Regions from separate parts of the Mus musculus genome. Here regions 1 and 2 are each linked to region 3. Evidence: chromatin loops called from intact Hi-C (ENCODE). Cell type or tissue: gastrocnemius. All regions are shown on one strand. Links, peaks and the distances in the headings refer to the core of each region. The heading gives the core; the rest is flanking DNA.

Region 1 (9,988 bases), core at 1,666-6,665, 67 kb after region 3:
TGCAGAGGAAGTCTGACACAGAGTGTGGCCACCAGAGACCTGCTCCCAGAGAGCAGCACCACCAAGGGTTGTTTCACGGGAGAGACACCCCATGAAAGAACGGCTCAGGGTGAACCCGTTGCCTCTTCCGTCTGACAGAAACTTGACAGCCATCAAACCCACTCACCGTTCTTCACAAAACAGCAAATCCCGGCTTCCTAGTTCAGGGTGCTCACATTCTCCGAGATGTATAAATGACAATGATAGTTTTGACTTTTTTAGGTTGTGTTGTTGCAGAGAATCAAATTAACTAATAATCATTAATAGTGATGTCTACTGTTGCAAAATGCTAAGTGCTGTGTTAATGCTTCCTCATATCTCCTCAGCCTGTAAGAATCTATGAAGTAGATACTTCCGTTGCTCTCATTTTATACAGGGGCAAGCAGAAAACTGGAAGGATTGGTTGTCTTACCAGTGCTCACTCAGCCTTAAGGGATAGGCCGAGGATCAATCCCATAGGCCCTACTGCCAAAACCCATGACCATACCTGCTAAGCTTACCATCTTTGATCATGATACTGCTGAGTGTTCCTTCATTTATATAGAACAGTGGTTCTCAAACTTCCCAGTTCTGTGACCTTTTAAAACAGTTCCTCATGTTGTGGTGACCCCCAACCATGACATTATTTCATTGCCACTTCATAACTGTCATTTTGCTACTGTTATGAATCATAATGTAAATATCTGATATGCGACCCTTGTGAAAGGGTTTTTCAATTCCCAAAGGGGTTACAACCCATAGATTGATAGCTGCTGTTATAGAACATACATACCTATATATCTGTATTTATGTCCTTATGACTTCCAGCTAAGTTTCCTGCTGTGCTGTTATTAGTCCTCATTTACTGGATACATTTTAAAGATATAAAAGATCTCTGTATTAAAGTAGGATAAAACAATGCCTCTGCAAAAGTATGGATCCTTTCCTAAAAGCCTGTGCATCTACAGTCAGCACTAAGTCCAGGAAGATGCAGAGGAAGTGACACAGAAGCAGGTGGCTGCAGTTTTGTGATGATGAGCATGATGCCCTGAGAACATCAGAGATGCCAGGGGAGAGTGAGAGGTGGGGGAGGGGAGGGAGGGAGGGAGGGAAAGAGAGAGGAAGGGAGGGAGAGGGAGGGAAAGAGAGAGGAAGGGGGGGAGGGAGGGAGGGAGAGAGAGAGAGGAAGGGAGGGGGAGGGAGGGAGGGAGGGAAAGAGAGAGGAAGGGAGGGGGAGGGAGGGAGAGAGAGAGAGGAAGGGAGGGGGAGGGAGGGAGGGAGGGAAAGAGAGAGGAAGGGAGGGGGAGGGAGGGAGAGAGAGAGAGAGAGGAAGGGAGGGGGAGGGAGGGAGGGAGGGAAAGAGAGAGGAAGGGAGGGGGAGGGAGAGAGAGAGGAAGGGAGGGGGGAGGGAGGGAAGGAGAGAGAGAGAGAGAGAGAGAGAGAGAGAGAGAGAGAGAGAGAGAGAGAGAGAGAAGAGAGAGAATGCAAAAAACCCAGAAACAGAAAGAGTAGCAGAATAGATGTGGGCAGCTGTTTGTTCCCATGAGGCTAACAAAAGTAAATATTTATTTATTTACACATTCATTTGCTCAAACAGGCAATTGATTAAAATGCCATTGAGCTTGAAATGTATACAAATAATGCCTTTTGCTTAGAAACATCACATTAAGATTTTTCTCTGGTTATGCACAGATCCCCTTCTGCCAACCGAAACGTCTTTCTTATGCTTTTGGTCAAGATCTCTCTAATCTAATATGGTCTTCCTGACTCCTGGCACACTATCCCTACAGGTGACTGTTGGTCTCTACAGGTCTGGGCAGAACCTTGCACTTTATAGATACTCTTTCTATATGTATATGTGCATTTGTTATAGCACTTCATTTATTTATCCAGTTTTGTGGTGCTGGAGATTGAACCTAAAGCCTGAGTATGATGGTCAAGTATTCCAACCCCGAGAAAATTACCCAGTCCTCTGCCCCGAACAGAGCATAGAGCAAAAGAGATGCCTGATAAAATGTGTTGAGAACAAACGAATGCATCTGTAGCCTTGACCCTTGGACCAACTTTATCTGCATTGACTCTACTGCCATTCCGAAGCTGGCATGGCTTCTTTTTATTCTCCATATCCAGATGACAGTTAATTCTTCCCCTGCCTGGCCCTAGGTATATTTTATAGGGCCTTAGAACTGTCTTTTAAAAAAAATGTAAGATTCTGTATTACGTATTTGATTTCAAATCAAGCAATATCTGACTTATTGCAAACAGAAGTAGACAATTCCAAAAGCAAGAGGAAATGACCTCTGATTCCCTTGAGAAAGCACTCATTCCTGTGACAAAGGAAGCCAGGGTCTGGCGTTAAAGGAAGAGGAAGGGACTTGCCTAAGGTCTTACATGCCCTTTGTCCTCAGATCTGAACTATGATTTTTAGATAGCCCTGGATTCCTGGTTTGGCCATCTGTTTCCTGGACACACCCTGAACTTGCCATGGAATCTTGCTGGACCATAAAGTCTAACTTTCACTACTGCCATAAATGATCATTTTACCAAATGCTGATGGAGGTTGACCTAATTCCAGCACAGCAGACCTATACAGTGCCCCTTGAGACACAAACAGGTAAAATCAGTACAAACATAGGGCCATTGTTAAGAACAAGCAGAAATGTAGACAGAAGTGTTGGTTAAGCAATATTTGAATAAAGATGCATGTATTTGTTTTAGGTTATTAATGGCGCCTAATTAAGCTTTGGCATACAGGCTTTTTTACAACCAACACTAACAGAAGATAAATCCTTGTTCACACATCACCACCACCCTGGGAAGCATGAACGGAGCAGCTGTGTGGCCAGTTCTTAGAGTTCTGGCTATGAGAAAATGAAGCTTATTCACCCTACGTCGCAGCCTGGCTTAAACCACTGTGAGATGCTTCTCACTGCCTGTTGGTGTAGAACTCCATCTAACGAGGTGCACACTCTGCTCTGCCATCCCTCTAGCCCCAGCGTTCTTCAGGGTTACTCCTCTGCTCATCTGCTTTCTGTACTCTTGTTTCCTATGAGTCTTTGAGATACAGAAGTGTCTGCTGATCACCTTCGTTTCTCCCATCTCTGTTCAGACACTTCGTCTTGATCAGTCCTCGGTAGGCATTTGCTGGGTAGATTGAGAACTCAAGAATCCAGGAGAATCCCAAGGCCAGTAGCACTGAATTAGGCAGAGGAAGTAGAGGTGTGTTCCTCCTGTCTAGGTGGTGTCCACAAGTCTTCAATGTCCTCTCAATTTCAGGTCTGCTCCTTCCCTAGGTCTTCTCTGTCTCTCTGCTATGTTGCTCCCTGTGATGTTTCCATTATGCCCTTATGATCTCTTACTCTCTCATATGAGCTTTTGGGGGGTGGGGGAGGATATGACTTCAGCTTTTTTTATTGGCAATGGGTTTGTCCCAATGGACCTATCTTATACGATTTTCTCTTCTTTCTGAATAAAAATCCAAGTTTCCTGTCTTCTAACATCTGGGGGGAAATCCCCATGTTGATGTGGTTTCTACCTGAAATTCAACACTATGACCATGACCACCAAGAATAGAGTCTTCTCACCTTTCTCCACTGGAGACGAGGCCGAGACTTTTCTTGACGATGCCTGATAAACATGCATGGAGAATGGATGAAGGCATCTGCAGCTCTGAGCCTTGGAAGCGCTCTATTTTAGGTTAACTTACTATAATAATTCGGAACTGGAGCTTACAGTCTTCAGACTGAGTTGTCCCTGCTCCTGACAGGTTTGCTGATTGCCACGTGGGATCTCTTTCCTCCCTCCGACTGCTCTGATTCAGGCTCTCACGACTGTATGCTTGATGCCAAGTCTCTAAATCTCAGTCCACCGTAACTAACCGTTACCACCACACTCTCATCCCTAGTGAGGGTCCTAAGATGCCCTTCCTCTCAAGCTCCCTGCAGCAGATTCTTTCTCCCTGGAGCTTTGCTTGTCTCGTTTTCACACCTAGTCAGCCTCTCCTACCCCACTCTGTCATTTCTACTGATAAACTGTATTCCTTGCAGTAATTTTAGGTTCAAAGAAAAGTTGAGTGGAAATGGCAAGTCTTCCATGCTGCCCTGTCCCCTCCCCTCCCCAGTTGCAGCCGCAGCCTCTGCCATTATCAGCATCCCATACACAGTGCTGTACTTGTGACTGTGGATAATGTAGGTACACACATGTCATTCCACTTTGATTCCATAATTTGCATTGAGTTCCAGCGCAGTGGCACGCATCTGCCATCATACTATCTCATGGGTGGTTTTGCGGGTCTAACATCCTGTGCTCTGCCTGTGTGCTCCTCCCTCCCTCCCTCCTGTCCAGCTCCTGGCAACCACCGGTCCTTTGGTCATTTCCTTAGTTTTGTATGCTTTAAATTTTTAATTATTAACTATTATTTTAAAGTCGGATAGATACATTTTCTATGTTGGATGCATTCCCCTCTGTCCCTCCCTCCTTTTATTTTATTGACGCTCTGTTTTAGACAGCTTCCGTTTTACTTATCTCCACAATTACTTTTTCCGTAGCATACCACAACTCTCAACAAAACTTCTGTGAATAGTTTAATCTCAGGGTGACAATAGTCTTTCCTTCACTTGGCATTCATATTAATTCCCAGCTATCCAGCCGTTGTTTATTACTTAGATAGGATTGTTATTAATAATGGTTGATAACAATAACAACAGCTTTTCAGTTTTGTACGGCAGGGCTGCGGTAGGTCATTTGTACCCACTATGCTTTGCATCTGTGCACTGGAATTACTGGCATGCAAAACCTTGGGGCTTGTTTCTCCCTGTGAATACTTGGTACGCTTTCCTTAAACTACTGATCGAAGCCACATCATTAGAGGCCACTGTCCTTCTGTCTGAGGCCTAACTAAATGTTAAGATACACATTTCCACCCTCGATGTCACATGTCAATGCTTCATTTTTCCAACCACCTGTCCCCTAAGTCACCACCTCAAAGGCTGCCCCACACATTCCAACAGCTTCCAACAGCCCCCACATCCTCCCCAGTCACTCAGACCATCTGTAGTAACCTTCCTGATGCAGACGGCCAGGCAACGGTTTTTCTAATAAGAATCAAATCTGAGCTAAGACTCTTCTGGGGCTTGCCAAACTGCTTCTGATAGCCAACAGTCAGCATCTTCTGTCATTCCAGTGTTATGGGTGATTTGAAGCCTTTATCTTTATGTATTATCTTTTACCATTACAAATTCTACAATGTTCAGCCTCCATAAATACGAAATTATCTGATTCTCTCTGATCTCCATTTTTCTTGAAATGTGTTTTTTTTAAATGCAAAATTTAGACTTTTAGCAGGAAAAATACTTACACCCATAACTGCTTTTTACAAATAGTTTGATGTGCAATATGGACACAACTGGCCCTTCAGAGGGCAGAGTCCTTGTGATCTGAAAACAAGGTTGCTGGTGATGTGAATATCTGTTATCCTGGATCCTTACCTTTCTGCCTCCAGCCGCATCTCCTCCCTCTTTTGTCTCCTGAGTTCTCTGCGACGTTCAAAATCATCCATAGTGAGGTTTCGGGTTTAGGGAACCCAGATAATATCTTGATCTAAAGGAAAGAGGCGGAGTCAAGATCACCAAGGAGTCATGAGCCCCTGATTTAGTCCCTCCCACCCCACACCATCATCTTTTCTTTATTTTTAAGAAAAACACCTTAGAATACGGCTAAGGCAACCAGTGGTCAATTGCTGACCTCAAACAGAGTGCACCTTCATTCTAAAAGCTATTAAAACAAGTAAGAGTGCAGATTACATTTAAAAAGTAAGAAGGAATCTCAGGAGACAGAAATATTGATAGCATGGCCTCAGAATGGCTGGATGATCCAGCCCTTTGTCTCTCGCTGAACTCCAGACAACACTTACACCCAAATGAACAAAGAACAAGACAGACAGCGAAAGAAAGACTGAGAGGAAAATGGGCAAGAAAAGAAGTATGTGTGTGTGTGTGTGGGGGGGGGGCAGACAGAGGAAAGGAGAAATCAGACAATGCTGCACGCAGGCATCGTTTGCATAGTCTGGAAGTTAGTTAGCACTGTTTTTGTTTGTTTGCTTGTTTGTTTTAAGTATGCAGAAATCATGGGAGAAAAAAAAATCCCTAGGAAGCAGTATTTTAGAAGGCAGCTAAGTTTTGATCAAACTGTCTTCAGAGCTCAAAAATCCTGGCTCTCTCCAGATGTAATCCAACCGTTTGACCCTTTCCTACCTCCTCTGAGATGACTTTGATTCTGGAAGAATTTCCAGCTCTTCAGATGCTGAGCCTGCTTCCGCTGTGTATCTGTGCCATGCAGTCAAATATTCCAGAATCTCCCTTCGGCCCCCAAACCCAAAATGACTCCCAGGAAAGGGGAAGCGGGCTCCTGTCCCCGCTCTGTTTACAGAGCTGTCAGTGGTTAGTTAAACTAGCCTGGAATCTGGCATTTAAGGCGTGCTGGAAGATTGTTTCCTGTGCAGAGCAGGAGGCCTCCACTTCCTCTGGATTCCTAGGCGCTCGCTTGGCTGCACTCAGCTCACAAAAATATTTTCCAGTGCCTTCTATGTAGATGAGCTGAGCCATTTGTCCAGAGCAAGAAAATCGGTGTGGTAAAAACCCCAGAACCATCATAGGATGGCATCTTTGTTTGGAAAAGATTTCAGGAAAAAAATAAAATAAAAAGAATCTGAAATAAATTGGCACAGAAGGTTTTTGCCCTCACCACTTTCATAGTGCATAAAAACAAAAATCAAATCTCAGCCAACAAAAATAAAACCATGCAATGTTTGAGATTTTTCACACTTCCCGCATCCTCTACGGTATTAAACTCTTTATGCATCTTTAGAAACTTGGATTTGGTTTTTTATTGGGAGTTTAAAAAAAAAAACTCTCAATTGTTTTGTTTCACGTTGAGAAGAAGGGTCCCAATACTTTCTAGTCATGAAAGAAAGAAGGTTTCCTTTTGCATTTCACCAAACACATTTTTTCTCAGACCAGATATATCAGAGCATGCTTGAAATCACAGGACTTGAGAGACTGAGGCAAGAGGATTGGGCTAAAGAGTGGGAACCTGTTTCAGAGAGGAACATAAAAAAAAAAATAAAACAAAACAAAACGAAAAAAAAATCCCTCTTTTCTCACCAATGCCCCTACAATTCTATACATTTTCTAGTCTGAACTCTCTATAATTATTAAAAAATAAAACTGATCTGAAGGCTTCTATGAGACCACCTGAAAAGCTTTCTTCTGTCTGCTGTTCTGACCAAGTGCAGGGTATAAAGCAGCCATGGGAATAGTAGACCAAGCTGGTAAAGTAGGATGGGGAAATTCTATTTTCTTCCGTGTGTGTGTGTGTGTGTGTGTGTGTGTGTGTGTGTGTGTGTGTGTGTTGTGTCTGCCTATGTGTGTGCATATGTATGTGTTTGTATGTGTTATAGGACACTCACATATCACACTAATCCTGCATATGTTTGTATATGCATTTACATATAGTTTTTGTTGCATAAAACCACCTCTTATAGCTAGAGAAATAGTTACGAGAGGAAGAACTCTGCCCGTGAGCAAACCGTTCTTGCTTTTTTGTGTGTCAATCCTGGGAAAGCCCCCTCAGAGATGGTTAGTGCTCCTGCCTATCAAACCTTAAACAGTCATTTGCTGCTTGGCAGCCCCAGGGCTATGCTTATACCTGTATCTTGGAAGGGTCAAAGAACAGCAAACAAGGTACCCTGAGCCCTGAGAAGACCAGGAAGGCATTGGTTTGTAGAGACAGCAGTACAGGTAAACAGAACAGAAGCCCCATGTATTTAATGTGGTTGAACATCCCTTCTGGCTCGCCCCCATGCAAGTTCTTTCTTCAATCTGCCCTCCTACTCCCTACCTTTTACTACTTACTTGGAAGCCTGCTTTCTTTCTTAACCATGGAAAAGCTACTTATGATTTGGGTATAGACTATGTATGTTACCTGGGGGAATAAGGGACCACAAAAATGTATTTCTTCATGCAACTCTAAACCAGTGCCCTTGTGGACTACATCCTGTGAATATCTGGTGGAAAGAAAACACATGTGTGCCTTCTGTAGTATGACTTTTGGTTGCTGTGTGTGTTTACTGGGTTTATGTGTGTTTGTATAAATGTGTGCAAATGTCTGTGCACCTGTGCTTATGTGTGTGTGTGTCTTTGTATATGTTTATGTGTGTATTTTGTGTAGGTGTTATGTATGTGTTTGCCTGTGTGTGTGTATATATATATATATATATATATATATATATATATATATATATATATTTGTTTGTATGTGTGTGTCTGTGCATGTACATGCTTGTTTGTATGTGTGTGTGTGTCTATGTGTGTCTCTGTGTGTGTGTGTGTCTATGTGTGTCTGTGTGTGTGTGTGTGTCTATGTGTGTCTGTGTGTGTGTGTCTATGTGTGTGTGTGTGTGTGTGTGTCTATGTGTGTCTGTGTCTGTGTGTGTCTATGTGTGTCTGTGTGTGTGTGTGTGTGTCTGTGTGTGTGTGTGTGTGTGTGTGTGTGTGTGTGTGTGTGTTATGGCAGCAGAGAGGTACATTTATGAGAATGGCTCTTGGCTGGTCTTAAAGCAAGACCCCCTCATATCACACTATTCCTGTGTAGGAGAAGCCATGTCTGGATAGAATTCTAAGTGATGCTCCGACTTAAAGCAGTACACATGTCCCCGGATAGTAGTGTCGCGTTTCCTCTCCTTCCCCCAGCCAGTGCTGAACACTTTACAGTAAAATTGGTTAGGAAGTAACTCAAAACAAGCAGAGTGGGAAAAGGTCCAGGCAGAGAGTATTTAGCAACCATGAAGCTCTTAGGTGTCACACGTTAGACAGAGCACAAGAGGAAAAAGCAAGCTAAAGGAGGTTTCCATGTAAGGGACAGACAGAGATTCCTGACAAATTTTAGGAAAATCTAAATGTGGAGCAGGGTTTACTGTCACGCTGTTCAGAGAACTCTGAGGGGACTCCTTTAGTTAGGAAATAAACAGTCTTTGCAAAGACTATATAAAGATATATCTTTACCCAGGACTGTATTGGTCTTTCTGTTAAGGTTTCTAACGTTGGGTTTTCTTGAAAGCTGGCCTACTCTGTGAATAAGGAGTAACTTGGTGCTGTGGGTTTCAGAAGGCGTGGTCACACTGCCGGTTCCTTGGCTAAAGATTCTACAGAGCTCATGGTCCAGGCGAGAGGCAGGACAGGACCCGAGTCCTTTCCTCTCCGGCTCGCCAGCACCTCAGGGTCTCCCGAGCTTCCCTTTCCTCTTCCTGCACTTCTAAAGGGTGGAGGGGGAAGTGAGTGTGTGCTTCCTCCTCCCCTCCCCCTCTTCCTCTTCATTTGTGTTCTTTCTGTTCCCCCCCCAACCCCCCACCTCCAGCTGGCTTGTAACTCATAGAGATCCTTCTGCCTCTGTCTGACTTTGTTTCTTCTCCATCTCCTTCTCAAGATTGGTAATGAAAGTATATCTGCATCCAGTGAATCCAATTTGATTATTTTCCTTAAAAACTTGAGCTTAATTTCTGATTAGTATTCTTTAACCAAGAAATTGTTCTTTTGGTGTGTGTGTGCATGTGTGTGTATGTGTAGGCAGATAGTGATATTCATTTTTTTAATAAAAAAAGAAAAAAGAAATTTGTTCATTAACAATAATATACTTTAGAATCATACCACAGCGAAACAAACATGTTTCTCAGTGTTTTCAGATTCCTGCCACATTACACGTAGAGATTCAATTGAGGGACAATCAACTGTTATTTCCAGTTTTCAAAATCATGTTTTCAAACATCTATTAATCTTCATACCCTATCATTTGAATAGCTAAAATATATATCTAAAGAATAAAGTACATGTGCTAGGTGGGGTGGTTCATGTCTTTAGTTCCAGCACTTTGGAAGCAGAGGCAGAGGCAGAGAGATTTCTCTGAGTTTCAGGTCAGC
Region 2 (9,988 bases), core at 1,627-6,626, 82 kb after region 3:
CATCAATTCCTGACTCAGCTCCCATCTTCATCACGATGCCCAAATGAGGACCTCCTTGGGTCCATAACTCATTTCAACAATTAATTAATAATCTTATCATTCCCATGGCACATCACTCATGTTCCTTAAGTGGCATTTAGTACTTTATTGATGTTTTACTTCTCATGCGTTTTGATCCCCAAGGCCACTGGAGGATAATATAGTCATATGAAAACAGACCCTTCATGGCTGGCCCATAGCAGGCTCTCAGGAACTGTACCTCAGATTAGTCAGTGCCTCTTTAGACTATATTTTATCATCTGAGTATAGGAAACATACTCTTGTACTCAATTCATCTCTCTCTCTCTCTCTCTCTCTCTCTCTCTCTCTCTCTCTCTCTCTCTCTCTCTACTTTATTAACTGTAGTGTTTACAAAGTGAATCAAAGACCTTGATACTTGATTATATATGAATCTCAGAAGTTATGCAAACGTACATCTGTGGTAGTTCTGTAGTAAATCTGACAGAGTTTTCTTTATGACTGTAGAAAATGAACTTTTGTTCTTAAAAAAGAAAAAAAAAATCAATACATCAACGTGTCCTGCTCTTTTCCAATGAAGAGTTCTTTTGAGACGACTTAAAAACCAAATAAACAAACGGGTTGTGATGAACAGTTTGGGCTTAACTTTCTCTTAACCTTTACCATCTTTTGTCAAAAATCTGTGCTACTTAAAAAATACATGCAGTCGTCAGAGCAAGTTTCTCCAGACCTGCAACGTGGCGGTAAGACTCCAAACCGCCAGCCCGAGGACACTTGCTCTCTCTGTATGGTTCCAATTTTAGCATATGTGCTGCTGAAGTGAGCACTGGACACTTACTCTCTCAGTTTCTTCCTTCTCTCTAACCACTGGACTTCAAAGCACAAAGCCCTCTAAGGGGTTAGCAGGCTGTAACCTGCTTTGCCCTTTCTCGATGTTCAGTCTATTAAAAGCACCTTCTCTCCATCTGTGTTCTCCATCTATGAAGCAGGAGACCTCTCGGCCACCACACTACTCAAGGCGATGTCTTTGAGACCTCTCTTCCACCTTCTGGAAGTTGGCCAGCGTGTGACTGTAAAATGGGTGCTGTTTGTATCTCCTGGCCTTGGAGAGGAACACTTGGGAAGACAACGTGCTTAATGACTGTAAGTGGCATCTTGAAGTGTCACCATGAATAGTAGCACTGCCATTTGGATATTTTCTGTCTGTTTCTCAAATATCCGAGATTACCATTATTTGATTTTCCGAAGTATAAAGAGGAAATTCAAACTCATTTCAAGGAGTTACATGGAGAAATAGGTAAACTTGACATTAGCTTTTGAACCACAGCACATAAGTAAGAGATGAGAATGGATACTGGACCAAACTGAAAGTTGAATAGAAGGGAAATGTAGAACCCCGTGCATCTGGTTCCCTGTAAAAGTTGAATTGCTTTTCCTTAATATACTCAAAGGGAGTCAGTCTGAAAGGAACAGGTTAATACCAAGTAAGATTCAATCTGTGGGTACTGATATTTTCTTGGACTCCAGAAAAAAGTCAATGTTAGAGGTGACCCCCTAAGGCAAAGATAGAGGTTCTCTACTAACTGTGTCCATGTGATGTAAATTAATATACAGATTTGCTAAAACAGAGAATAACGTCTGACTGTTCCCTCTGAATGTGTTTGTCAATAACAGAAGCATGTACACAATTATCAGACATAATTCAGACGGCAAGAAAGAGCTCGCTCTGATAGAATGATCCAAGGATTCTCACGGATTAGGTGCTTGCAACAGAGAAGTGGACTACTAAGAGGTGAACGCCTATCCCTGGAAAGAGTACAGAGGGCTGTGGTTTGAATGTGAAATGTCCTCCACGGGCTCCCGTATTCTGACCACTTCTCCCAGCTGCTGGGGCTAGTTTGGAAAGTTGTGGAACCTTCAGGGGGCGGAGCCTTGCGGGAGGACGTATTCGCTGGGGGGTGGGTCTTGAGGTTTGATCAGCAGCTCTGTGGTCCACTCTCTGCTTCCTGACTGCAGACACAGTGCAATCAGCCATCTGCTTTTCCCCACTATGACTTCCCTGTTGTGACGGACGATATCCCTCATTAAATGGAGTCAGAATAAACCCTTGCTTTCATAAGTTGCGTTTGCTGGGTATTTTGTTATAACAATGACAAAATTGGAGGAGATGATATGGCCATTTGTGTAAAGTTAAAGTCAAAAAGATTTTTAACTATGTAAGTCTACCTTGTCCTGACAGTTCACTTAAATTTAAAGAAATCAAAATACATTGAAATTAAAACTCAAGCTCGTCAGCTTCACTAGTCCCATTTCAAGTACTCACAAATCACATATGTTTAGAGGCTGCAGAACACTTCAGATAATGAAACTAGGTATAGTGACGTTTTTTAATCGCAGCGCTTGGGAGGCAAAGAGGAACGTGGATCTCTGTGTGTTTGAGGTCAGTCTGGTCTATGTGATAAGCTCCAGGATGGCCAGCACTACAGTGTGAGACACTGAGGCTTCCTGCCAGCCAGCTTAGCCCGAACAGTGAGCCGAGACACCCATAAGAGGCTCTGCTTCAAAAACACCAAGTTAGAAGGGTTCAGAAAAATGACACCTGAGATTGTCTCTGGCCTCAAAAGCCTCAAAGCCTCCTTTTTGGCTACAGACCCACTCATGCACACATGTAACACGTGTGCACATATACAGAAGCATTAATAAAATGTGAGGTGTGACTAGAGATCCTCACCTAGAAGTGGGAGTGTTCCTTAGGTGTCCCCATTGGTACCCTCTGTACAGTCCTGTGGGCGGTCTTTGGGTGGGTCAGTGCTGCTTGACAAGGTCCTTGCAGCTGAGGCAGTGAAAGGATTGGCAAATTCCAAAAAAGAGGCCAGTGAGTCACCTGAATAAAGATCAGATCGCTCTTCAAACTGAGTGACAAGGTCCCAGATTGGTTTATTTGGAAATAAAGATTAGAAGGTTCTGAGACCGCCCCACCCCCACCCCCTGTATGTTATATATGATAACTTTCCTTGCTGGCTTACTAGGACCTTCTTGGTCTGCTCGGTTTATTCCATAACACTATTTGGTTTGTGGCCAAATACCAGATTCAGGGCCAGGTTGGAAGAATGGAGATGGTGGGATGCAGACCCATTTATGTCACCAGGAACAAGGCCAAGGTGTATCCCAGAGGTGTCTTTTTTAGAGCTGTGGTTTCCCCCAACTCCCCCAGGAACTGGTAGTACCCTCATCACACATTAATTACTCCTTAGTGTATGTCTCAACTTCTGCTTGTTTTGTTTCAAGCCTGAGACAAATGGGTGCGGTACCTATTTAACATACCAAAGCAGACAGGCCTTCAGGTTCTCCTTGCATCCCTCAGTCCCTACCTGTTACAGGGTGTGGCTGGTAGGCTGTATCTTCTACCCTGAACTCTCCAGCCCAGGGGCTAGGCTGTCCTTCCCCAAGATGCTCTTCCCTATATACTCCAGACATCTTGTACCTTTGGCCTCCTGGATGCTGACCTGGTTCCCCTCGCTCTTCTCTCCCTTTCCACTCCTCCTCACATGGCCCAGGAGCATGAGCACTCTGGACTCTCTCAGATGTTTCTGACTCCGGTTGTGCTTTCCTTTTTAGCTACAGTAAACTTTCTCTTCCATCACACCTAGGGGCATATCTTCCCTTTCCTTTTTAATTTCTTTTTGATTTTATTCAGTCTTGATGATCAAATGCATCTCTGTGATTATGAGGCCAATAGAAACTGTCTTTGAGGAATTTATAACCTACAAAGGAAAGCGCTGAAACCTAACCAACAGACATGACCCATTATGCCTTTTGGACACCATGGTCACATCAGTGAAGTGTACAAATTGACAGATGAAGCAAATGAGAAAGGGCTTTCTTCTTTTCACAGGAGCCTTCCAGACAGCAGGTCTAACTACTCCATTAGTGGGGAATAGCTAGACTTTTTGTTACAATGTGGCTCACACTGGAGACTTGCTTAAGACAACATACTCATTGACTTGAGTCCAGAATTGATCCAGCGATATATTCCTACCATCCACTTTGTGTGTGGTGTACAGGTCACTTAGGTACCTGTCAGGCTTCTGTAACTGACGGTGGGATCCTTCAGGTGATAGTTTTTATTACCCTTCGGAGTTCTTAATTCTTTTTCTTTGACTCAGCATCTGCTTCATGATTGTTAGACTGTGATATACTACAGAACACTGCTTATTCGTTGGCGGAAACTGGTACACAGACAAATTTAGTGAAGGCTTTATCTAAAGGCCACACCTTTAGTGTAACTCTTTGTGACTGTGGGATTGGTGGTGGTGGTTGAATGGAGCTCTGTTTTATATTTGGATTACAGTTATAGGGTTTTTTTTTTCCTCTGTAGAGGAATAACCTTGTGTTAGATAGAAGGGTGTTCTAGTTTCGGGAAGGAGAGTGTAGACAGACATCTGTATTGGAGGGGAGAGGGTATCAAAGAAGACATCTGTAAGGAAAGATGAGATGGAAAAGCCTCAAATGCCCATGGCCTTTGGAGGTGCCACTCCTCCATCATAATTAGAAAACATTGACATTGAGAGCTCATTTAAATGCTTCCATCAGTCTGAGAAAAAAAGTGCAGCCCGATTTCGCTCTCTAACCATGCTCAGTAATTAGAAACAGAAGGCATGGTTCTGAATGTTTGCTTAGGGGCCTTCCCTCCCCAGGCCAGGGTTCACTAGCCAGTGGCCACTGAACTTCTATCTTTTCTCACCGTCTTTCTTAGGAACCCCAGCCTAGGTCAGAAGAGTGTGGGGCTGACATAGGCATACCCAGGAAGAAGATGGAGATGTTGGGGACCATCTAGCTTTAAAATTCTGGGAGGAATGCCATTGAGCCCACCAGGTTTACTCTTGGGCTATAAAGTTGCTTTGCATTTGAAAGGTAAGGAGTTTCCAGGAAGAGAAGATCCACCTTCAATCCCAAGAGTCCAAAGAGGGTTCTCTGTGATACCCGGCTTGCAGTAGCATTCTGATTTGTTTGAGAACAAGAAAGTTTTGCTCATGACTGATTCTGGATTTTTTTCCCCTCTGTTTTCTTAGTAGAAAGCCCATGCTTTGCAAAATGTAGGATTAGCCACAGGCAGCAGGTTTGGCTTCTGACGAAATCCACAAAGGAAAGAGGAGAAAGGACTTGTAATTAAGGATTTTGATTTGACGGGTACCTCATTTGTCAAATTAAAACATGTGGCCACCACTTGCTAAAGATCTTGAAAAAAATTTTTTTTGAAATAGGTCATTTCTTATTTTTCTACCTGACTTAAAGCCTTTTGGGGACCCCATTTGCATTCTTCAATTATTCACACTTAAACAAAAGCTGTCTACACTCTGTAAAAAGATGACTAAGCAATTTTGAATTAAGTAATCAAAGAGAGTTCTGCCAATTTTAGAATAATTAAATTTCAGCAGTTTAATATAAACAGTTCCAAGAACTACATGTGGCCTACCAAAAGTATAGATTACAAGTAGTCCGTCCTGTGGCCAGCTGGCAGTCAGCTTGACCTATTAAAATAGAACTGGTCAGAATTCAGAGTATTATTTTTCTTTCCTCCCCCCAATATTTTTCCTGAATCCACATTTGTTTCTTTGGGAATGTTTTCAAATAGACAAATAACAACAATAATAAAGCTATTGTGGAATTTTACCTCTTGTAAACAAACCAGCATTTCTCTTGGGAACTATCAGAACTCACAGATCATTCCAGTGTCAACCCTGTCTACGCAAGCATCAAAAAATGAAATGGAGGGAATGAGCCCACCCTGTCCCCACTGAAGACACAGTGTCACCACTGGACAAGTGGATGTGTATGTTAAGCCATGTGCTCATCAGGTGCCAATGCATCTTACTGACTGCCTTTAGTAGACAGTCTGTTAAGCTGGGATTTCTTGATAATAAAGATAAAGTTTCATAGATCCAATCCCATTCTAATTATGAGTTAATCATTTGAGAAATTAAAAAAAAAATTCTGAAACTGGGGCTGAAGAGATGGCTCAGCAGTTAAGAGCACTGGCTGCTTTTGCAGTGGATCCTTGTTTGTTTCCACAGCCCACATGCTGGCTAACAATAGCCTGTAACACTAGTTTCAGGGGATCCAGTGACCTCTTCTGACTTCCTCAGGCACTGGGTACACACGTGGTACACATGCATACATACATACATACATACATACATACATACATACATACAAGCAAAACACAAACATAATAGGTAACTTTTTTATTCAGTCTGAAACTACTGAATATAACATCAATTCTCACCTGAATGGCAGGTTCAACCTAACAGATTTACATTGAGAAAATAAAGATCGGTTTAACTAACAGATCCTACCATGATTTTCAGTAGGCATCTGTTATGGAAGGAATGTATAGTTACATGAAAGTGTCATCATACAAACAGTCTTTATATATTCAGTTGAATTACAAGTTCCATTGCCCTCCCCATTGTGTTTGAACCAAGTTACAATCAAGAGTGGTTGAGAGTCTCTAATTGTCATCAAGGGGAAAATGTCAGCAAAACACCTCCCCCCCCAAAAAAACCAGTCAATAAATATGTATAAAATGTCGGCCATGTACCAGACACTTTGTGTGATGTGCAGTTAGTTTTGTGTCAACTTGACACAAGCTAGAGCCATCTGGGAAGGGGGAGCCACCGTTTAGAAAATGCCTCCATACAATTAGACTTAGCCAAGCCTTTGGGGGTAACATCTCAACTAATTATTAATGTAGAGAGCCCCGCCCACTGTGGGCAGGGCCAGCCCTGGGCATGTGGTCCTTGGTGAGAGCTGAAAGGGAAACTGAGGGCAAGCTAGTGAGCATTTCTCTACAGTTTTTGCTTTCCCTCCTGCCTTTAGGTTTCTGTCTTGAGTTTCTGCCTGGACTTCCTTTAATGGTAGATTATGGCCTGGGATGTATACACCAAATAACCCCTTTCCTCTCAAACTGCTTTTGACCATGGTGCTTTATCACAGCAAGACAAAACAAACTATGGTATGGATATAAGAAACAAATAGCCACCCTGCCTTTCCCCACCATACTTATAGCCAGTGGTGGCTATAATAGGGAATAATGAAAATAAAAACTGAATTATGAGAAGCCCAAGCTGCCACGAGAGCTAGCAATGGGAATGCTAACTGCTCTTTAAACCTGGGTGATAGCCATTTATACACAGGAAGGCACCCACAAGGAGAGTGTAAACGTTAGAGTGCGTGCTCAGCTAACAAACACAAATTGACACCTGTTACATGCCAGGCATAGTTCTCTAAGTGCAGAAAAACACAAATCCTTTCCATTTCTCTCTTCTAAACAAGTGAGGAGGGGGGGAGTCACATGTGAGGGATAATGATATATTTTCATCTCCTGTTCCACTTCAGAACCTAAGGAATATAAAAATAATGACCCACAGGACTGTGTCTGCTAGAATTTATGCAGACAACGGAAATCCATTTATGATATCAACTAGGGCAAGAGACAGGAAAGAGAGGCCATCTCTCTACTCTATCCAGCTCAATGACTTTCTGACAGTTAAAAGCAGGTTTCTCACCCACCAGCAAGAAGAAATTTGCTGATTTAAACAAAGCTGGTCCACTGTGCTTTCAAATTTGCTTCTTAATTCCAACAAAAGAACAGTTTGTAATAAATTTATCCCTGTGGCAGAATATCTCACAAGCAGCTTTTCCACTCTGAATACTACAAACCAGCCTTTTATTTTGTTGACACATAGGCCCTGGACATTCATGAAAACAAGATGTTCTCTTGCTGTTTTTTGAGTGAAATGGATTTAAGTCAGGGTCTCAGTCAAATTTCAAAAACAGATGTTACATAGCAAAAAAGGAGGAGGAGAAGGAGGAGAGGAGGAGGAGGAGGAGGGGGAGGGGGAGGAGCAGGAGGAGGGGGAGGAGCAGGAGGAGGAGGAGGAGCAGGAGGAGGAGGAGGAGGAGGAGGTTGAACTGACCCTAGCAAGGAGAGGCTGTCTCACTTCAGCTCACTTGGCTCTCCTTCGGTGAGCAACCCAAACATGTCTTAAATTTGGAAGCAGGGGCAACTTAATGCTCACTATTGTCTCCATTCAGCGATGCTGGGTAGATCTGGAAGCTGTTGGGCACCTAAAACTCCTGGTCATCAGAGAACCTATCACTGGGGAGGGTTGGTGACTGGGAGGGTAACGGTGTCCAAGGGGTTGCAGAGAAAGGAGCTGGCTCCCTTGAGCGGGACACCGATTCTGTAGACAGTGTCATTTAAGTGACTGTTCCTTGTCATCCACCTTTGCAGACAAATACAGTTCTTTGTCAGGCCAAACTCAGGAGTCTTGGAACAATTGATTCTCATTTCAATCTCTGGGCTGCTTTTGCTCTCCTGTACCCTGAAGTCAGTCTCTCTCTCTCTCTCTCTCTCTCTCTCTCTCTCTCTCTCTCTCTCTCTCTCCCTCTCCCCATACCTTTTCCCCAGACTCTTTTTCTTGAATAATTTATCTATTTTTATTTTATGTGTATTGGTGTTTTACTTATGTGTATTTTGTGTGCAAGTGTCAGACACTGGAATTTGAGACTGTTGTGAATTGCCGTGTGGGTACTGGGAATCGAACCCAGATCCTCTGGAAGAGCAGTCGTGTTCTTAACCACTGAGCATTATCACTATCTCAACTCTTATCATTTGCGCTGAGCACTGCTCCCCTCTCCTTACTTTACATCCCTGCAGAGAAGTCACTGCATAGGACAGGCTGGCTTGGAACGTGTAGCCATCTTCTTGCCTCTGCCTCCCAAGTGCTAGCATTACAAGCATGAGTCACCACACCCAGCCCCCTCACTCAACTGCTTTACCGCAGTTGCCAATGCTACTCTTAATAGTCAATACTACATAGCTTGGCTATTGAGGTATTTCCTAATTTCTCTTTGCCTTGACCATATCTGAAGCAGTTCAATGATAGCGCTTTGAGATTCTCTTTTAGTCTTGAGAATCTTCTATGTGATTATAGATGCAGGTAAACATTTGCTGGAGTAGATTTATTGAAAAAGCATTAAACAATGCACTTCTTTGCTTTCAAGAAAGTACTCGTCTCACGTGCCTAGTTCCTATCTTCCTTATGTAGTTTCTAGAACAGAGATGGGGCAGGTGGCCTCATCAGAATCCTGCAGTTACAGCACCAGAAAAAGTACCTCATAGTCCACTTCTCATTCAGCTCATCTCCTTACTCCAGTGATCCAGAAAACTGCTGCTCACCCCAGGACTATTTGCATATTACACGATCATTCATTTGGACTAGGTATGACAAACCAAATGCTTTAAAAGAGGCAAATATTTTGGAAGTACTAGCTTAGAGAAATAGAAAACACATGTATTCCCCAAGAACACTCAAATCCCAAATTAAAAACAAACAAACAAGCAAATCACCAAAAACATACTGTGCAAGGAAGCATATTTTCAGGGCATCGTGTCCTTCCAGTTGTTGCTGGCTTGTGATCCCTTCCTTCCTTCCTTCTGCAGAATTCCTCTACTCATTCACCAAACCCCAGTCCCGCTTCAGCGAGAAGCCAGAAGAGTGGACTCATTATGATTATCCTTTACAAGCTTAACTTAGACCAAAATGTCAACTTAGCCAATAGATGAAGTCTATAAGTACCAACGTTAAGTCCTTGTAACAATCTTAACTGTCCTCATTTCTCATAAAGAAATCTCAGAACCCAGAGAAAGTGGGTTATTTATCCAAGGTTACTGAGTTAGTTAATAGCAGACTCCAGATTACTAGTCAGGTAGCCCATTCCCATGGTGTGTTTTCAACCATGAGACTCGGCTACACAAGACCTGCAAATGCACGAGAAAAGGGGGCCAGGAGCCAGGACCTCAGTGGTGAAATGACCATGGGACAGGCTGAAAGGATTTATATGCACCGACAGAGTCTTCCCACCAGGAGCTACTTCCTGTTAAAGAGTTTGGCTCTCTTGTTGT
Region 3 (9,988 bases), core at 1,973-6,972:
GAGGGAGGACACTTCTCCCTGGCTGGATGACTGCTTTCCTGGCTGTTCCTTTTGTCTTGCTGATCATTCCAGTGACCCTCAAGCCAAGCGTTTGCCATAAAGCTCTCAAACAACCAAAGGAAAACACTTATTGTCTTGTTTTGTTTTTTAGATAGAGTTTTACTCTGCAGCTCAAGTTGACTTGGAACTCGCAAGGTCCAGGCTGGCCTTGAACTGGTGAGCCTCTTGCTCTAGTATCCCAAGTGCTGGGATCAAAAGAGTGAGTTACCACACCCAGCCTGAAGCACTATTTTTTCTCCAGACTTATTTTTTAAATTTTTATATGTATGGGTGTTTTGCCTATCTGTATGTATGTCAGCATGCAGTGCCCATGGAGGCCAGAAAAGCTATTAGATCCTCTAGAGCTGTCAATTCCAGTGTCGGTGTTCAGAAATGAAGCTGGCCTATTGCAGGCCTTGTTGTGCTGGCCCCGAGGGCTTCCTGGTTTGAGTGACTGAGTGGACTGCCTTTCCCCAACATCTCAACCACTCCACAGTCTCCCTGACTTCAGTTCTTTTTGGTCCTCTTTTCTCTCAGAAAGAACTTCTGCCCTGAAAGTTAGGAGCTCTGATCCATGAAGGCAGTAGTAAGATCGAACTCTACTGGGAAAGATCCCTATCCAAGTTGCATCTCATCTCCTACAGAAATAGCTTTGCAGTTTGGATCTGGACCAATGTCAGTTGCTCTGCTTTTAGTAATCACAACATTAACATAAAAAGCAGCTGAAAGAGTCAGGGGTCAAATGTTTGTCGCTCTCCATATGGTACTATCCAATTCCCAATGTGCTATATAAAAGATAGGGCCTTTGGGTGAATTCCTTATAAATGGGACTAGTGCCCTTCTTAATGAGCCAGATGGAGCTTGTGTGTTCCTTCTTTTCTGTTTCATCATAGGAGAACAGAGCAAGAAAATGCCATTGTCAGATATTGAATTTGCTAATGCCTTCTTTGACCTTGGACTTTTCTGCCCCCAGAACTGTGAGCAATAAGTTGTTCATGTTACCCGGTCCAAGATGTCTCGGTAAAGTAGACTGGACAGATTAACACAGGACAGCAAAGAGCTACAAGAAGCCAGGGAAGTCTTAGATGATCAAAACCTAAAGGGACTCTAGTGAGATTCCTATGATGCTGGAAGGGAGCTTTTATAGGAAGTATTTCTGGGAAGATACCTTGAGAGACGAGCCTTTAGGAGTGAAGCACTTGAACGGCTTCTTGTCCTCTGACAGGCCATCCTCTGGCATCTTCTGGCGCTTCTCAGCAGCTTCTGCCCTTCTCCTTTCGATCTCTTCCTTTAACCTCCTCTTCTCTTCCTGAGACAGACAGAGTCAATAGCATCATAACGTGCTTCAGCGCTGTGAGCCCAAGAGCATCATCAATCAGAGGGCAACAGATTTAACCCTAGTACGTATGTTGTCCCATCTTCTGGGATGCTCAGGAGAGGGTGCCCCTGAGCACAGGAGTCCAGCTGCCTGGATTTGCATTCTGGAGGGGCATTTTCCATCAGTGTGACCTTGGTCTTACCTGCTACCTGCCTCAGTTTCCCCACTTATCAAACAGAACCGCAGAAATCATCTAGTTTTATGAATGACTAGTTTAGAAAAATGTGTGTGAAACGTTTAGACTGCCACCCTGCTTGACAAGTCTCCCTTGAAGGTGATGTGTTATCATCACATCTTGTAAGTCATTTAACAGCAACCTTCCACTTCTGAAAAGGGCAAAGGAATACAAAGGCCCCCTCCACCTGCTTCCAGGGAAGAGTTGTCAAGGTGGAATCCTTTGTGCAAAAAAGGGCAATAAATCTATGGTACCAAGTCTAGCAAACTACATGAGGTTGACACATTGAGATGATTTTGTGGTAGCCCCTGACTCAACTGAAGACATCATTTTAGGTGCTGGCCTCATTGAAAACTGGAGTTAGAAGAGACACCGGAATAATTAAATTTCCACACAACTTAGGGAAACTGTATAACACCCTTGTCAGAAAAACCAATGAAAATCTTTTCACATATTTTGAGGGAATAGGAGCTTGAGGCCTGGAAAGTTCTAGGCTCAGGAGTTGGAGAAGCAGGACCTCCATGCTTACTCCATTAAACATCTTCAAACAAGTCACTCTAATGATTAGATTCCTGGCTCCTTTCCCCATAAAATGAGAATGTACCCCAGGATGAAGGGGGAAAAATGTACTCTGTAAACCATAGCCATCTAGGCTGAGGCTGATGGAGCATATTTCTCATGTGCTGAGGCCAAGTTTCCTTCCTTGGACTTGATCTGTTCCGTGTTAAGAATGGAACAAATGCATCTGTCAACTGTGACAGGGCTCGGGTGGCACAGCAAGTCCCAGGTTGGGTCCTGGTATACAGCAGTTGGGTCTGGTCTGCTTGGAGAAACTTTAGGGCCAGAAAGATGGCTCAGCAGTAAGGTTTGTGGTAGGAGCCTGGAGACCTGAATATGATTCTTGAAACCCACATTAAATGAGCAAGGAGAAAATCAACTCCACAAAGTTGTCCTTTGACCACCATACACAGGTACACGCACATATATGCATAACACACATACACACACACATACAATCATCTATAACATTTCTATGAAGACTTCAATTATTGGACATCATGGAACAGCTGCTTTTCTTTTCTGTCTCTTTGTGTTTGATTTTGCCTGCAGGCAGAGTTTCTCTGTGTAACCCAGGCCAGACTGGAACTTACTATAGAGCCCAGACTAACCTGGAACTCAAGATTGAAGCCTCAGTCTTCCAGTGCTAGGCCAGGCACACACCCGCCACACCCACCCTGCTTCCTAGCTTGGCTCTGTGGTAGGCTGTAGACTTTTCATCTTTCTCAGATTTCCCACTGTTCTTTATTGAGAGGTTATAGAGAAAAATAGGCTAAGTGGGAAAATTTCACACAACTCCCCTGTGCCTCAGTTTCTTCATCTAGGAAAATGGAGACACAAGTACTCAAGGTTCAGAAACATGCCAGTACATGCTAAGTTTATCATCATAATAAATTATTATTATTACTATTATTGTTGTTGTTGTTGTTATGTTATTGTGTGGCAGGGTCTCCTGTAACTCAGGCTAGCCTTGAGCTCGATGTGTAGTGAGGACCACCCTGAACTCCTGATTCTTCCCCACCTCCCGAGGATTGTAGAAGTACTCCATCACTTGGGTATATGCACTGCTCTGGATTGAACCCAGAGTCTTCTTTGTGCATGCTGGAATGAGCACTCTACTGACGGAACTACCAGGTTTGTTACTGCCCCAGAGTCCATACTCCGAAGAGCAGCAGGGAGCTTCCTTGAGGGGCTGGTCCTCTTTAGGCTACAAGGTCGTGAGCCATGCACTTAAGGACGTGGGGGCAGGCAGGTTTCCCCCGGCCGGGCCACGCAGCCCTTACCTCCTCCCTAGCTTTTCGATCAGCCTCCTCCTGCTTTCTTCTCTGCTCCTCTTCCTCCAGGACCTTCCTTCTCTCTTCCCTCTTTTTCTTCAGCTCTTCCAGCTCCAAGGCTGCCTCCTGTTGCTTCTGTTTGAGTTTTTCAAACTCTTCGTTCTCCGTCTCCCCGCGGCGTCGGCGCAGCTCCTCCAGCCTCTTGCCGGCTTCCACTTGTGGGGCACCTTCAGCTTCCTTGTCCCCACTGGCCCGGCCTCCTGAACGGCTGGGGCTGAGGGAGGAGGAAAGGAAAGGCAGTTACTTGGTTCTGTCTTGCAGCCCCCGTTGGAAGGAAGGGGGCGGGTGTATGCCTGCAGGTGCTAAAGCCAGGCACCTGATCCGCACACCAGTCCTGGGGGGTGGTTGGGGGATCTTCGTGGAATATAAATACTCTCTTCTAGGGCAAAGTAAAAATGGTGCACCTAATGTGGAAAAAAAAAATCCCATATCTGTGCAATACTGACTTCCATTTAAACACTTCTTAACTCATAGTGAGTCCAACACAGGAATCCCACCCCAGACACCTTCGACAGGGACAGATGAAGCCCCGCTGTTTAACATTTACTCTGTGTGATGGATGGCACAAAGCTTCTGGCTACGGAGCTAGAGAATTAAAACAAGAAGGGGATTGAGGGTTCAGTGTACAGAGCTCATCTTGACTATACACCTCATGCTTTGGACACTTTGGAATATAATGCCTCCTCTAAGATAGGCCTTTCAGGTTTCAGGTAAAAAAAATCATCAATTTAGTAGATTTAAAAAGTGGGAAAAAATGAAGTGCATTGTGTAGAGAAAAATATAGTACCATATTTTGAAACAACTTTTTTTTTTTTAGCTGTAATGTGTATGTGTATGTACATATATATATATTTTTGTGTGTGTGGGTAAGGGTCATGATATAAAGTCAGTGTGTTTACTTGAGCTGAGGCTATAAAGTATAAACATATTTCATCTAGGTTCTTGATGGTTAAAGAGGAACTCTCATTTTGAACTCGAACGAGGTTAAAGGGTTTCTTACAAACCTGCATTGCTCTCTCAGTGCTACAGGGTCCCAAGCCTGTGACTCCTCTCAGTGAGGCTCTTTGCAGTTTTGGTACACTAGTTTTTGCTCTTTCTAAGATCATGAGGTGTGGATGAGAAAATGGACTCATCTCTGGGATCCACTAGGTGTCGCTCGGTCTTTATATAATCAAAGTGTCTGTCCTGAGACTCTGGTACAACCAGTCAGGCAGAGGCAAACTTCACATCAGGAAGTGCAGGCTTAGATTCCCTGGGATGGAAAGCTGGCTACACAGCACGGTCGTGCATAGTGCAAGGCCAATTTAAAATATACATTTCTGATTACATTAAGTTATATGTATATTGTCTGATCCTGTGTGTCTATCTATCGTGAGTATTCCATACATGGAAAAATGTCTGGAATAAATGTTACTTTTGAACAAAATTAAAAATAAAACAAAACTAAGAATCAAGTCAACTTTCGCCCAAACAGGAGTAAGACTGGCTATTCTGCCTCTACCTGTACAGGCTGGTAGGCTTACAACATAGGGTGGTATATGGTAATACCTTCCGGAAAGTCCTGTCATGCCTTTTGCTTTTGTAGATTTAAGGCAAATCAGACACAAGGCATACAGCTTGCTTTTAGCTCAGCTGGTAATCTGTTAAGTCTCTCTCTCTCTCTCTCCCTCTCTCTCTCTCTTGTGTGTGCATGTGTATGTATGTATGTGTGTATACAGTTCAAAAAAAATGGGAAAGTAAAAACAGGTGTCCCCCTTGGTTCCCTTGCAAATTTCCAGAGGGCTCTTAACATCCTATGGTAATGAGCTGTGATTTGCCTTAATCTAATGTGCCCCAAGTTTTTGGACCACAGACTAATACTCACTTACAACCTTTATAAAAACGAACAGAGGAAGGTTTGTAGGAAATAGTCTGAACCATACACACAAGGCATGAACCAATGATATTAATCCCAGTTATGATATTTCTTAATCCACTGGTACCACGTAAGTGTATTAGGTTAAAACATGGGCACTAAGCATTATAGTTCTCGCTATTAAAAAAAAAAGAAAAAGAAAAAGGAAATAGAAGAGAATTAAGCTGTGGTTGAGCAATGAGTGCTGGTCTACTGTCAGTGACAGGGTATCTTTAAGTCAATGGCCAATGACCTCCAAACAGAAGAATGCCATCTGCTTAGCTCCTTTCTGTCCAGAGGCACATGATGAAGAGACCCATTCTCCCTCCCACGTATGCGGAGATTCTTAGATAGTCACGCCTTACCTGAAAGCATTCTCGGTTTGTTTAAGTTTGTGGGTCATGAATTCTCCATTCTGCGCCTTCACTTCTGTAAATCCTTTCTTTCTATCCAAGAAGCTCTTGACTTCTTCTTTGGGCTCTTTGTCCTTTTTAATCTTCTCATCTTTGATCTAACCAAGGATACATATCAAGAAGAGAGATAACTATAAACATCGTACTAGGTTTTAGCTGTTTTTAATGACTTTTAAGGAAGTCATTAGATTTGAGGTAGAGCAACCATCCAGAACATGATATAGAAACAAAATCAAGAAGATCAATAGAGAGTAAGTCATGGCTCTTTGGCCTGTGAGACAGACTTAGACTGTAACGTTAGAAAGTCAAGATCCTCTGCTGATCTCACTGGGGTTTTCATTTGTGGGGGCAGCACTGTTGCTGTTTTTAGAAGCTATCTAGTCCTGGGAACTCCACCTAAGATTAGTTGCTTGCAGTTCCCACTAGGAAGAACACTTACAGGTCATTTTGATGGAAGAGTGGCAATGTAGCTTGGCCAAGTTTCTTCTTAGCTAAAGGGAGCATCTTTGATCAAAGCCTAATAAGGAAGAAGTAAGAGGAAAGCCAGCAGGTGGTCCAGATCTGCCATTTCTGGTGCTTTGGTCAAATTTGAATGGTGTCCCAAGGAGGTAATAAAACCTAACTTTTAGAACCGTGTCTGAAGCCACATAAATCACTAAAATTAGCAGGGGACAGGGATAGTTCTAGTGTACACACTGATTGATATCCATTGGCAGGAAAGATTTAGACCTCCAGAAGTGGGTTTGTGATCATTGCAGATAACAGAAGAAAGGCTATCTGGAGGGAAAGTGGACCTAAGTATTTTTGTGGTTGTTGTGTGGTAAATTCTTCGTGGTAGATAAGACACATTATTTCAAAATGGCTTTTGAGATGGGCAGAGAGTTCAGATTACTATCTCATCCATTCTTAAAACATGAGCAGGAGAGAGTGACCGCCACTGTTCTGAGATAGTCGTAAAGAGCTAGTGCTCAGCAGAAATATTTGGAAGAGGAAAGGTAGACCATGAGAAAACAAGGCTTCTAGGATGTCCATAACTGTCTCTCTTTACCTGACCACTCATTGCTTTCCAGCGACTCTTGACACCCTCTGGACATTTACTCCTAAAAGGCATGTTTTACAAGGTAGAATGGCAGTGTTACGGACTACCTTTTATAGCCCTTTGCCTGATAATCTTCCTTAAATGGTATTAAATCACCATGGATGGACTACTCACCAACACTGCTCCAGTGAGTTAAGACTTTGATTTCCCTACAAGGCGGGATATACATGGGTGTCCATGTATACTAAGGGACATGTGGGCAGTCTACTCATATTCTCAGGCAAAGCTTTCTTAGAAGCATTCTTAATGTAATCATGATGACTTGCGTTTGTCTGAAAGTTATTTTCTCCTTTGGATGCTAAAGAGGGGGAGCTGCAATGCTGCCGCCATGTCCTCTCTGGCAGATTTGTCTTCGACCAAGGAGGCCGTTTGATTCTAGGGCTGTTACCAACCCAGTTTCTCTGGGAATCTCATCAAGATATAGTGAGATGAAGTGATCACTTTCCACATCCCACCATCTTATTGTCCTCTTGGCCCCTGGATGATTATGAGTGAGAGAAGGAGGCTTGGGCCCTGTAGAGCAGTGTAGAGAGTAGAATGCTTGGTGGCTGTCCTTGCCCTTTAGAACATATTGGTAGTCACTGAAAAGGCAGGAGGAGACAGTCTAGTTTCATTTTGGCCTGTCACTGTTGGATAGAGTCCTAGACACCATGGCCTAGAGTTCACACCCTGGTTAATATGTATCTGGGAATACAAATATAGAGGTGAGGGGAGATATTCCCAGGATACCCATGAAACAAATTCTGAGTCAAGTCTTACAGTTTATGGTGGCAACTGCTTAGGTAAATTTCTTTTAACTCACTTCTTTTATTTTGAAGTCAGAAATATTTTCATTTCCCCAAAAGGTATTATCAGATTTACTGGCCAAAAAAAAAAAAAAAAAAAAACAAAACAAAAAAAAAAAAAAGACAAAACAAAACCTTAAAATAGCTTTGTAAAAGCATTAGATGTCTATGAGAAGAAGAGTCTCCCACTCTACTTGTTGGGAAGGGTTTTGGTGGGTGGTCTCCTCATATTCTCAGGGGGAAAACTTTCTTAGAAACATTCTTAATGTAATAATGATGACTAGCGTTGGACTGAAAGTTATTTTCTCCTGAGAAATAAATAAAAGACTCCAGGGGATCCTTAAATTTTAGTTTAAAGAGTAGAGTGGATTAGATTCTATGGCAAATTCATGGCAAGCCCACAGCCTTCTGAGTCGCTGGGAACTAGATCTCTTAGGTATCTTGGAATGTTACCACCAAGAAAGATCTCTGCGGAAAGGTCACTGGGTGGTCACAAGTGTTGAAAGAGCAAGCAGGTCTCTTCATTCACAGATAACATGGCTGTACTTTAAACAGCCTCTAGATTCTTAGATGTTTGGATGAGACTCCGTTTAGCTGGGCTACTTAGTGGTAGAAAGCATGAGCATATGGGGGTGTGGGAACTTAGGAGGCGTGACCTTAAGCTGGAGAGAACTCAGGAGCCCAAGGGAACACATGGACCCGCCTGAGACGGGAGTCTCTGAGTCATGCTACTCTGCACGACAAAGTTCCAGAATAACAGCAAGACTTGGATGTCAGTTGCAGGCCTTCATGAGCTTCAGATCCCCAAATCCTCATCTGGATCCCTGCTCTACCCCACACATGTCCTCCTGGCTCCTTGCTCCTGAAATTTGGCTCATGGACAACTTAGACCTTCAGCAGAGAGCTTAGACTCCAGCTTAAAGCGCCTGAGTCATTCTTTAACCAAATTCCTGGATGCACATGCATGCTATGGTCACACTGTCTGTTCAGGACATGTGGGCCTGGGTGACAGGAATATTAGATTCGAAGTCACAAAAGACCCTGTGACTGACTCTCTCTCTCTCTCTCTCTCTCCCTCTCTCTCTCTCTCTCTCTCTTTGTTAAAAGCCAAGAAAACAAAACCAAATAGAAGAACTGAAAAGAGACAGCTTGTAATGGAAGAGGAGAGACAGAAACTTAACTATGTCTCAGAGTCAGAGATCATCTGCACTCCATGGCTGCCACAGAGCTCAGCTGCGGTGGAGGAATACAGGGGATTTGTTTATTTGTTTGTGTTTTAAAGCACTGGAGGGACTTTGGGAAATGCTTCCCTTAGCAGGGCAGAGGAATGTTTGTGTTCACTTTCGATTGGCCTAGCTGCTTATGTTGTATGGATCCCTAATCCTGCCAGGAAAGGTTTCTGCTTGCTTTTGTGATAAAAGAAAGAAGAAAGGAAAGGAAGGAAGGAAAGGAAAAAAGGAAAGAACAAACAAAAGGAAGAAAGGAAGAAAGAGGAGAGGAGAAGAGAGGAGAGGAAGGAAAGAAAGAAAAAAGGAAGGGAAAGAAGGAAAGAAAGAAAAGAAATGAAGGGAGGGCATAATAGGAAAGGGTTATTCAAAATGTCTGAATCATGCTAAATGATTTTAAATTGCCTATATAACACGCCAGTCCAGCTAGTTGGGAAGGGAGAACTCTATCCATTCAGTCGCAGTTTATCTATATACAATGATAAGATCTTAAAATTGATCTTTTGAAAAGGCTGATTGGAGGTGATTATCTAGCCTGGTATAAAAAAGGAGCCGGAAGTTCTGAGCCCTGGAATGTGCTGTTCGGCAAACTGGGAAAGGGACACTGGGAAAGGGACTGGAAAGCAGCTATTCCCTGGGGTGTCTGACTGATACCATGGACTTTCCCTTATCTGAGAAGAGGCAGAGGGATGACTGAGGATGAGCCTCCTCTGACTCAGATGGAGGCGTGGGATGCTTTGGCCATTAAAAGTGAATCACTCTCTGGCCTAAATGAACTTTCACATCAGCAGAGGGTATTTACTGAAGCCCTCTGCCCACATTTCACCACTGAGTTGCAGATCTCACGCTTTCTTCCCGTGTCTGACACTATTTGAGTTTGGTTCTGAGACAGCTTTGTCGTACAGATGGACCTTTACACAGTCCAGGGTGTTCAGCCGTCTCCTTAGCTGCCTGGTAGAGCTAAATTCAGTTTCCGGGTCATCAGTATTTGCATCTCCTCCCTCCTTCAGATAGCCAGGGCTCACGGTCAAACCACACATTCTACTAAAGTCGAGAGGAACGTAAGTCTTCAAGTAAATATACAGGG

Evidence for each region. Peaks named below come from ENCODE experiments on the same cell type or tissue, not always from the same donor. Only the 100,000 strongest peaks of a DNase experiment are listed, where the experiment ranks them.
Region 1: a loop joins it to region 3, with 2.1 times the contacts of the local background. A loop is called at or near these places in 6 of 42 quality-filtered maps.
Region 2: it touches region 3 in a loop (2.0-fold over the local background); 6 of 42 quality-filtered maps call a loop at or near these places.

What each region holds. Positions count from the first base shown.
Region 1 is chr6:34,681,591-34,691,578 of GRCm38, reverse strand. Cald1 (caldesmon 1) reads right to left here. Exons shown (of 14, transcript NM_001347100.1): 3 at 5,505-5,616. The coding sequence starts at 5,575. Among named protein-coding and RNA genes, the nearest start is that of Gm13861, 33 kb to the right of the region's middle. In gastrocnemius, for the core only: no CTCF peak of the experiment used is centred there; no DNase peak of the experiment used is centred there; H3K4me3 peaks cover 593 bases; H3K27ac peaks cover 3,224 bases.
Region 2 is chr6:34,667,100-34,677,087 of GRCm38, reverse strand. The region is part of intron 2 of Cald1 (caldesmon 1); the gene reads right to left. Among named protein-coding and RNA genes, the nearest start is that of Gm13861, 18 kb to the right of the region's middle. In gastrocnemius, for the core only: no CTCF peak of the experiment used is centred there; no DNase peak of the experiment used is centred there; H3K27ac peaks cover 1,856 bases.
Region 3 is chr6:34,749,344-34,759,331 of GRCm38, reverse strand. Cald1 (caldesmon 1) reads right to left here. Exons shown (of 14, transcript NM_001347100.1): 6 at 5,744-5,889; 7 at 3,434-3,698; 8 at 1,208-1,348. Among named protein-coding and RNA genes, the nearest start is that of Gm38787, 22 kb to the right of the region's middle. In gastrocnemius, for the core only: a CTCF peak has its summit at 4,622 (motif pointing right); a DNase peak (open chromatin) is centred at 4,656.